3 separate regions of the Homo sapiens genome follow, and all the other regions are linked to region 3. A link is a contact called in ENCODE Hi-C or POLR2A ChIA-PET data. All regions are on one chromosome and are shown on one strand. The core of a region is the stretch at or near the end of the contact, and the rest is flanking DNA. Distances in the headings are between cores, read along the strand shown. Region 1 overlaps STEAP1B (STEAP family member 1B). Region 2 overlaps OSBPL3 (oxysterol binding protein like 3). Region 3 holds the start of TRA2A (transformer 2 alpha homolog).

Region 1 (2,700 bases), core at 96-2,595, 1.1 Mb after region 3:
ATTAATTTGACTAATATTATTACTACACAGAATTATAATAGAATGATAACATATTTTTAAGCGTGAGGTCCCTTAAAAATGAGGTAATATTGGGGAAATGAAATGGAAATATGAGTTCAAGGAAAAAAGTTCTATTAAAAGATCATTCATGTATTTTAAAATTTTAGATGATAAATATATCATTTCTATCTATATTCCTTTGGATAATGGAAAAATATAATTGGTATCTATATTCCTTTGGCCATATAGAAATGCATTCATTAACATTTTGTTGTAAAGTGTCAATATTGACTACGTGCCATAATTACATCTTTGCAACTATTTTAACACGGGAAGGGAAACTTGAAGTCTCATCTGAAAAAGGTTCAAGAGGATATGTAGGTTTCTAAAATTGTTTTAGGAGATATGAGAGTAAACAATGTTGCCTCGCTATGATAAACCATAGATGAATAATGACTAGATGAATGAATAAGCAAACCAGCAACTGAAAGCAAGAAATCCCTTCTAGGGTAAATACAACTGAAAGCAAGAAATCCCTTCTAGGGTAAATGAAACCAATATGGGTTGCATGACGTTTATCCAATGCCTTCATGTCTTTGCATCTCAATTGCTCATCTGTAAAAAGGAGATGGTGATAACTGTTTGTGAGCCTTAGATGAGGTCATGCATGTAAATGTGCTTTGCACCTGGCAGGTCCTCAGTAAGTGTTTGCCGAAGTACTAGGTGGCAATGCAATTTGGGTATATCCATCTCTTCCTGTCCTAAGGGATGCTGGTCAGTGTACCAGAAGTAAAACAAATTGGCTTCTATGGCTGCACACCAGGACAGGTCTTGATTACATGAAGGACCTTACTAAACACCCTTCCATCCTAACAAAAATATGTGGAGCATTTGACCATTGCACAGGGATGAGTTCCCACTTTACTCCCACAAATGTGATTTGTGTCAGCTTTGCCCTACAAATGATGTGTTTGTGGACATTCCATCTTTGGAATCTATTAAAACAGTCATTGTCAAGTATTTATTTAGAGTCAATAGAACTACTATGTATTATATAAAATATAAAACACAGGCAGCATGCTTCATGCCAAAGTGGTTACTGAATCTACTCTTTTATAAATATACAATATTGACTGATCTTCCAACCAACTGAATTACAAGCTGACCAGTACACACACAAGAAGTCATTTCTTTATAACAGTTGATGACAGGCCTCTGTCACCAAACTGTATTGGAAGTTGGCCTGGCATTTAATAAGCAATGGTGACCAATTAAGGAAGTGAAATGCTTGTGCAAAGTGCCTAATATAATAAGGTTTTTGCCCATTACTGAGACATCAGTGATGTCCCAGAAGAGAAAGTGACTCTGGTTACAAAGTGGAACCAGGCCATGCTAAATTAGAGCTGCTTCTATACTAAGGCTACCAGTCATCTTTAACATCAAGAGTGCTCACTGAGCTCTTCAGACATTTACCCTAAAACAAGAGATGAATTTTAAAATGAGTCTTTTGATGCTCTCTGGAGAGCAAACCCTTAAGCTATATTCCTATAAAAATTAAGAATCTCATTCCAGACCCCAATTAAACTAAAAAATATTGTAGAGAGAGACAGAAAAATCAAGTTTCTACAATGTGCCAGCCACTGGCTAAGTGTTTTCCCAGATACTGTCTCATTACTCTTCACAGCACCATTGTGGGGTGGGCAGCATTCCTTCCATTTCACAGATGAAAATACTGAGGTTCAGGGAGGGTTCAACTTGGGACCAGGCTTGAGTCGTTTACCTGAAACAAAACCCACATTCTTTCCCCTTCACCTTATTAACTCTAATCTTGGCTGAAAAAAGTGAGTGCTCAGAAAAATAAGGGTTATAGAAGTGAGATTAGCATTCATATTCCAATGGAAGTGTCCATCAGAGTGGTTCTAAATCTTGGCTACGCATTGGAATTGCCAGTATTCCAGGGTTTGCACAACTTGCTTGTAAGAAATCTTAGGGCAGTGTTTATCAACCTATAGCAGGCTTCAGAACCACCTGGAGGTTTGTTAAAACAGATTTTTGGGCCCTGTCCCCAAAGTTCCCGATTCTGTCTTTCTGGGGTTGGCCTAAGAATCTGTATTTCTAACAAATTTCCTGTGGCTCCAGGTTGGGGACCTCACTTTGTGAACCACTGGCATAGGGCATTGTCTTGCAAAGCGCAGTCCTGTCCCAGAGTATCCAGGTTGGAATTAGGGACTCAAATGCAGGTTCTTGGCCCTGGCCCAAATCTATAGGATCAGATCTCAGAGGGTAGGGACCGGGGATCTGCCTCATAAACAAGTGTTCCAGATGATTCTTTCACTTGCAGAAGCATGAGAACTGTCATCCAATGGGTCTTTGAACTCCTTCATCTCATATACAGCCCAGCTTTTAAATACTGTCACATTTTGAACGACAACTGCACAGCAGAACTGCATTTACAGTTGACCATTAGCTGCTGCTGTGACTTGCTTCTGGTTATTTAAAATGCCCACAAGGGATCTCTTAGCCCATGCTTCATAAATAAAGCCCAAAGAAGAAATATTTATTCATTCATTTTTTTAAAAACTCTCCAGTTGTCAAGTTTCCGACTCATCAGGGGGAAAGACTGATTAGTGGTTGTTTCATGCTTCCCCACACAAGTGAAATCAGGAGGAGAAAAGCATTCTATAAAAGAGCTTATTTCCC
Region 2 (2,700 bases), core at 70-2,569, 1.4 Mb before region 3:
ATTGTCATTGTTCTGTGCTGGGGCTGTTCTGTCTTTGGGTGTGAGGATGGGAGAGTTGCCTTTTGCATAGTACTCAGAGTTCTTTGATGAAAAACGGTAAGCACAGAATGGTTTATTAGAATGCCCTTAATGTGCTAAACTCCCTAAATCAATGGATGTCTGCAGTGAATCTGCAACATAGGGGAATATGCAAGGAAGATCAAGGCCCTGGTTGCTGAATTTGATTTTTAAAATTAATTTGATGGAATCCAGCTTAGAGTTTTAACACATTACTTACATCCCACATTTTGACTTACATTTTCTGATTTGTAATTCCTATGAACTATTATTTTTTGGTAACATTCTTACTAGATGTAAACTCCTAAAGAATTAGGATCTATCTTTCCACAAATTTTTAAAGTTTGATAAATGGATACTTGAGAATATTTTCTTACTTCGGAGATAAAATTTAGTAAAAACCTTCTAGTAGCTAGTGTGAAGGGGAGGGAACACAGGTTATCAATTTGATAAACAAATAACCTACTACCTACCGTGTCAATTAAGAAAAAACAAAAACAAGGATGAGACAGTCTTCAAATTGCTTTTGATCTATACACTCTACTGGAGAGAATAAAATAACCATGTCATTGTTAGCATTGGGAACAGAGGTGCTTTTAGGTTTTTCTTGCCTTTTAGCTCTAGTCTACCAGTAACCACCCCACCTTTTTAAAACCTGTTTACTCTGCCTTTTCCTTTTATGTCTCTCTTTTTTCCAGTTTGCACTAGTTTAAAAGTGTCTCAGGTTAAGTTTTTTGCAGTAATCTTTCTTTCCCCTAGAAGTGAGTAAAACTTCCTGTATCCCTTTTTCTCCCCACCTATGTTCCCTAAATTAGTGATTCTCTTACAAGGAATTATTATCGCCCCTGCAGTTTTGGAAGGATACCTCCAAAATATATCTTGGGGACTTCGATTTATAGAATTTGGTTTAAGCTTAGATTCTGAGTCCCAGGGTTATTTTTAGTTAAGTGGACAAACAAACTTGAAGTGTGTACATCTGATACATGACCCACTAGGGTATTTTGTTTCTTGTTATTTGAGAGTGTTCAGTTAGCACTTATAGAGCATTACCCATTGTTAGCTGGCTGTTTACATTTCTGAAAAGATGATAAGTTGATTTTTGTAGGAAATAGGGAAGTTTTAAAACTTCATGCTCACATTTCATAGTAACTCAATTGATAGTCTTTTTAGATAAGTAATGAAATGCTGCCTGTGGTTGCCAATTGTTAAAACTCTACCAAGCTTCCGCAAGCAGTTGTCGGTTAAGGGAGCGTAATAACACCCACTGATAAAATTCAAACCACCAGATGTTATTTTAAGTTCTTGGGTGGTGCTATCTTTTCTTACCCTTTAAACTGCTAAGTCACATCCTGCTTTGCATTTCAATTTGGTATAAATTGGATGCAGCAGACATAGGTCTGGCATAAGATGCTCAAACAAAATTAAATACCAAAATTAAAGAAGGCAGTTCTGTGGAGTAAATCTGTCATTTCTGGATGCAAGATTATGTTAGAGCAGTGGCTCAACCCTTGCTGTGTATCCAAATCACCTGGGAGTGTCTCAGGATGCCCTTGCCCTGGCCTCATCCCCAGTGTCTGGACCAGTTAGTATGAAATGGCACCAGGCTTTGGGATTTTGTAGAAGCTTCCCAGGGTGATCCTGTCACGCAGCCGGGGTTGAGAAATGTTGCAGGAGGTGCCCCTCCCGACCCAGCTCACAGCTTTGTCCTCCATGCTTCTCTCTACCTAGTCAAGCCCTATCCACATCTTCACGGCTCCCTGCAGGCCACCTCTTCCTAAGCTTTTTCTCACAACTCCAGCCCCACTGAGCTCTTCCCTTGTGACTGCCCATAGCACCTACCAGATGGCCCACCCTGGGGTGTGTTCTGGCTTGTTTCATTTGTGACATCTTATCTCCTTGATCACAGTGGTTTCCTCCTTGGATTAAGTTTCTGTCACTTAGTTTCCATCACTGAAGGGTTAGCACAGCAGTGGACACATAGTAGTTACTTTATAGGATATATACTGAATTGAGTTTTCATCAGTGTGCCTGTCTTCTTTTTGCCACCTGTCTTTCCACTGTAGCTTCCTTTATTAGCCCACATTTATTCATAAGTATTTCTTCCTTGTAAGGTGTTGAAGGACAAGTAAGAGTAGCTAAGCTGCAGAAGGAGGAGGAAAACTCAGCCCATTTCTGATTTCTCCATTCAGGAATGGAGGAGTTGTCATAGGACCTATGGACTCATCTCTCTCCATTCAGAACATTGATTCATCCTGATCTGTAGTGACTCTTGGGACCACGTGGGTGATAAATGCAACATGAAAGGGGCTGGCTTGCTGGAGAAGGTGAAAATGATTTGAAGATTGGATGTCTACCATCTATCCTATTTTGAGCATTTGGGATTATTTCAGGCCAGGGTAATACACACCTTCAAATTGAAAATAGTAGCTTTCGGCCAGCCACGGTGGCTCACACCTGTAATCTCAGCACTTTGGGAGGCCGAGGCAGGTGGATCACCTGAGGTCAGAAGTTCGAGACCAGCCTGACCAACATGGCGAAACCCCATCTCTACTAAAAAGTACAAAAATTAGCCGGGCATGGTGGTGTGTGCCTGTAATCCCAGCTACTCATGAGACTGAGGCAGAAGAATTGCTTGAACCTGGG
Region 3 (2,700 bases), core at 139-2,638:
CCCAGTGGTAGCAATCTTCATAATAATGCCAGATGAACTTTCCTACCATAGAACTATAGTTGAAAGTCTATGTCAATCTTTTTACTACAAAGCACTGTAGGAAAAAAATTTAAGATGAAACTAATTTTTAAAGTTGCATTACACAAGTAAAACTCATCTCAGAGATTATTACTATGATTGGGAACCAAGTTGACAGATTTGGGAGGTCTTCACTGTGAAGCTTTATGGAAATATCTAAGTCAAAAAAACTAGTAGGGAGCTAAGCATTATAAAAAAAAAACTACACGGCTGTCTCTAGGAGGGGGAACTGGAGCAGGGACACGAGGCAAGGAGCAGCGGCTTTGCATCATAACCTCATCTGTGCATGTACTACGTCGACATTACACAGGGCAAATATGGAAGAAAAGTAATACAGTCAGCTGACAACGTGCCCCCCAAAAGCCTGTTATATATACACGATTCCAGCCGGGCGCGGTGGCTCAGGCCTGTAATCTCAGCACTTTGGGAGGCCGAGGCGAGCAGATCGCTTGAGTCCACAAATTCGAGACCAGCCTGGGCAGCATGTCAAAACCCCATCTCTGCAAAACACACAAAAATTAGCCGGGTGGGCCGGGTACGGTGGTTCACCCTTGCAATCTCAGCACTTTGAGAGGCCCAGGCGGGCAAATCACCTGAGGTCAGGAGTTTGAGACCAGCCTGTCCAACATGGTGAAACCCCCGTCTCTGCTAAAAATACAAAAATTAGCCGGGCGTGGTGGTGCATGCCTGTAATCCCAGCTACTGGGGAGGCTGAGGCAGGAGAATTGCTTGAACCTGCGAGGTGGAGGTTGCAATGAACCTAGATAGCGCCACTGCACTTCAGCCTGGGCAACAGAGTGAGACTCCGTCCCAAAAAAGAAAAAAATTAGCCGGGCGTGGTGGCGCGCGCGGGAGCCTGAGGTGGGAGGATCGTCTGAGCCCGGGAGTTTGAGGCTGTGGTGAGCAGTGATCGCTTCACTGCACTTCAGCTTGGGTGACAGAGCGAGACCCTGACTCAAAAAATAAACAAACATAAAAAAACGCTTCCAATGTTTTGTTCCCTTACATCAGAATCCACTTGGACAATATTTAAAGGGGCTAAGGTCATATAAGGCTCATCTGGCGACTGAAAAGTCTTCAAAGAGGTTGACGCGTCCGAGGTGAGTCTGAAGTTTGGAGGACAGCACGGGACCGCGATTCCAAGGCGCCCAGGTTGAGAGCGCAGGCCGCCCGCCAACCTCCACCCTCGCTCCAGGCCCAGCCGACACAAAGCCTCGCGGGAGGTGGAGCCTCGTGACGTCACAGAGACGCCCGCCCCCTTTACGTCGTGCTCTGAGGAGGCCAGGAGATTTCTGGCGGCGCCGGCGCCATTTTGCTGGAGCCTGCGACCGAGTGGGAGTGGAGTGGAGCGGCTGTGGTTGCCGACTCTTTCCTCTTCCCCACGGTCCAGTCAGCGGGTTAATTAGGCCATCGGCCCTCGAGCCGAGACTTGTCTCTTATTTAGTTCTGGGGAGCGCCTCGTCGACATGAGTGATGTGGAGGAAAACAACTTCGAGGGCAGAGTGAGTACAAAGCCGCGGGAGCCGTCTAGGCGGCGGCCCAATGCTCGGGGTTTCACGGGAACAAGCGCGGTCGGGCGGGGTTGCGGGTAGTCCCGCGAGGAGCAACCTCTGGAGCCATCGCGATTGATTCCTCCCATCCCAAGATGGCTTCTGGGTTCCACTCCTTCCCCAAACACCACGGATAACACCCCTCCCCCTTTTTTGGAGGCTGACTGATACCTGGACTTCTGGGTCCTCTTCCCTCCCCGCCCCCGCATTGCTTCCTCCCTTCTCCCCACCCCTGAGGCTTCCTTATGTCTGCTCCGAGGTGTGGGTCCCCGTCGCGGTTGGGCGGGAGGAGGCGGCAGGGAGCTCCCCTCCGTCCGGATAGTGGTAGGTGCTTCCTGCGGTGGCATTTCTGGCGACCCCGAGCATCGTAGAGGGTCTCGGGATCGAAAGTGCGCGGGGCTGCTTTCCGGGCGGGGAGAAGCTGGCGTGGGACTAGCTGGGGCCTGTGTCTCCTTGGCTCTCTATTTCAGTGAGCGGCCGCGTCTCTGTTGGAACCGGCGGCGTTGCGTCTAAAAAGGCGAAAGCCTTGAGGTTGAAGGTGGGACGAGCCTAATGAAGTGGTTAGTCAACGACCGCACCGACCCTTAAGCGTTCTTAAGACGAGAGCTGTGAGGGGAAACTACGCAAGGAGCCCTTTTCCCTTAATGTCCCTTCGACTTTCCTTTCACTTCGAAATGAATGTGGAAATGCTGTCACGCCTTATTTTTCTAATTCCTCGATGTTGGGTTTTTTCTCTTCTTTATATCTCAACTTTTAATGCTCTTCTTCCTATGACCTTTCATCTAAAAACTGACCACTCCTTTACAGGTTTTTACGGTAAAAAAAAAAAAATCTGTCTTTCTTTAATCTTACATAGCTGAACGAATTCATTGGCTCAGTATTTTTAAGATAACTAGTCAGTATATACTGTTCTGTAACTTAAAAGATGACCTGAAAATTAACAGGCCCTCTCCCATTTCTCTTCTCACTCTATCCCCCACCGAAGAGGGCTCAGAAAAAAGTTTTTATTAATATATTTGGGGTCGGAGAAATACAAACATCACAAAGAATACGATATCCCCAGCTTAAATGT

What was found. A loop is a pair of places that touch in the nucleus more often than their neighbours do. ChIA-PET counts read pairs that join two places held with the same protein, here RNA polymerase II (POLR2A). Pooled maps may share reads with other maps.
Region 1: a pooled map shows a loop between it and region 3 (8-fold over the local background). The contact joins the enhancer-like site here to the promoter of TRA2A in region 3. A Hi-C loop is called at or near these places in 3 of 37 single-sample maps with no recorded cell type and 4 of 50 pooled maps. POLR2A ChIA-PET finds 5 or more read pairs at or near these places in 1 of 52 experiments (HEK293).
Region 2: a loop to region 3 is called in a map with no recorded cell type, with 4 times the contacts of the local background. The contact joins the enhancer-like site here to the promoter of TRA2A in region 3. A Hi-C loop is called at or near these places in 3 of 37 single-sample maps with no recorded cell type and 3 of 50 pooled maps. POLR2A ChIA-PET finds 5 or more read pairs at or near these places in 1 of 52 experiments (activated T-cell).

What each region holds. Positions count from the first base shown.
Region 1 is chr7:22,445,826-22,448,525 of GRCh38, reverse strand. All of the region lies in intron 4 of STEAP1B (STEAP family member 1B), which reads left to right. Among named protein-coding and RNA genes, the nearest start is that of STEAP1B, 53 kb to the left of the region's middle. RefSeq lists enhancers at 381-450, 461-510. Within about 2 kb of position 1,345, at least 2 of the 41 ENCODE cell types and tissues checked have a DNase peak (open chromatin) inside an H3K27ac peak, as active enhancers do.
Region 2 is chr7:24,909,895-24,912,594 of GRCh38, reverse strand. All of the region lies in intron 1 of OSBPL3 (oxysterol binding protein like 3), which reads left to right. Among named protein-coding and RNA genes, the nearest start is that of OSBPL3, 69 kb to the left of the region's middle. RefSeq lists an enhancer at 1,766-1,915. Within about 2 kb of position 1,319, at least 4 of the 41 ENCODE cell types and tissues checked have a DNase peak (open chromatin) inside an H3K27ac peak, as active enhancers do.
Region 3 is chr7:23,530,669-23,533,368 of GRCh38, reverse strand. TRA2A (transformer 2 alpha homolog) reads left to right here and starts at 1,388. Exons shown (of 8, transcript NM_013293.5): 1 at 1,388-1,580. The coding sequence starts at 1,545. RefSeq lists enhancers at 150-649, 1,009-1,128, 650-1,151, 1,299-1,518, 1,529-1,578 and 3 more.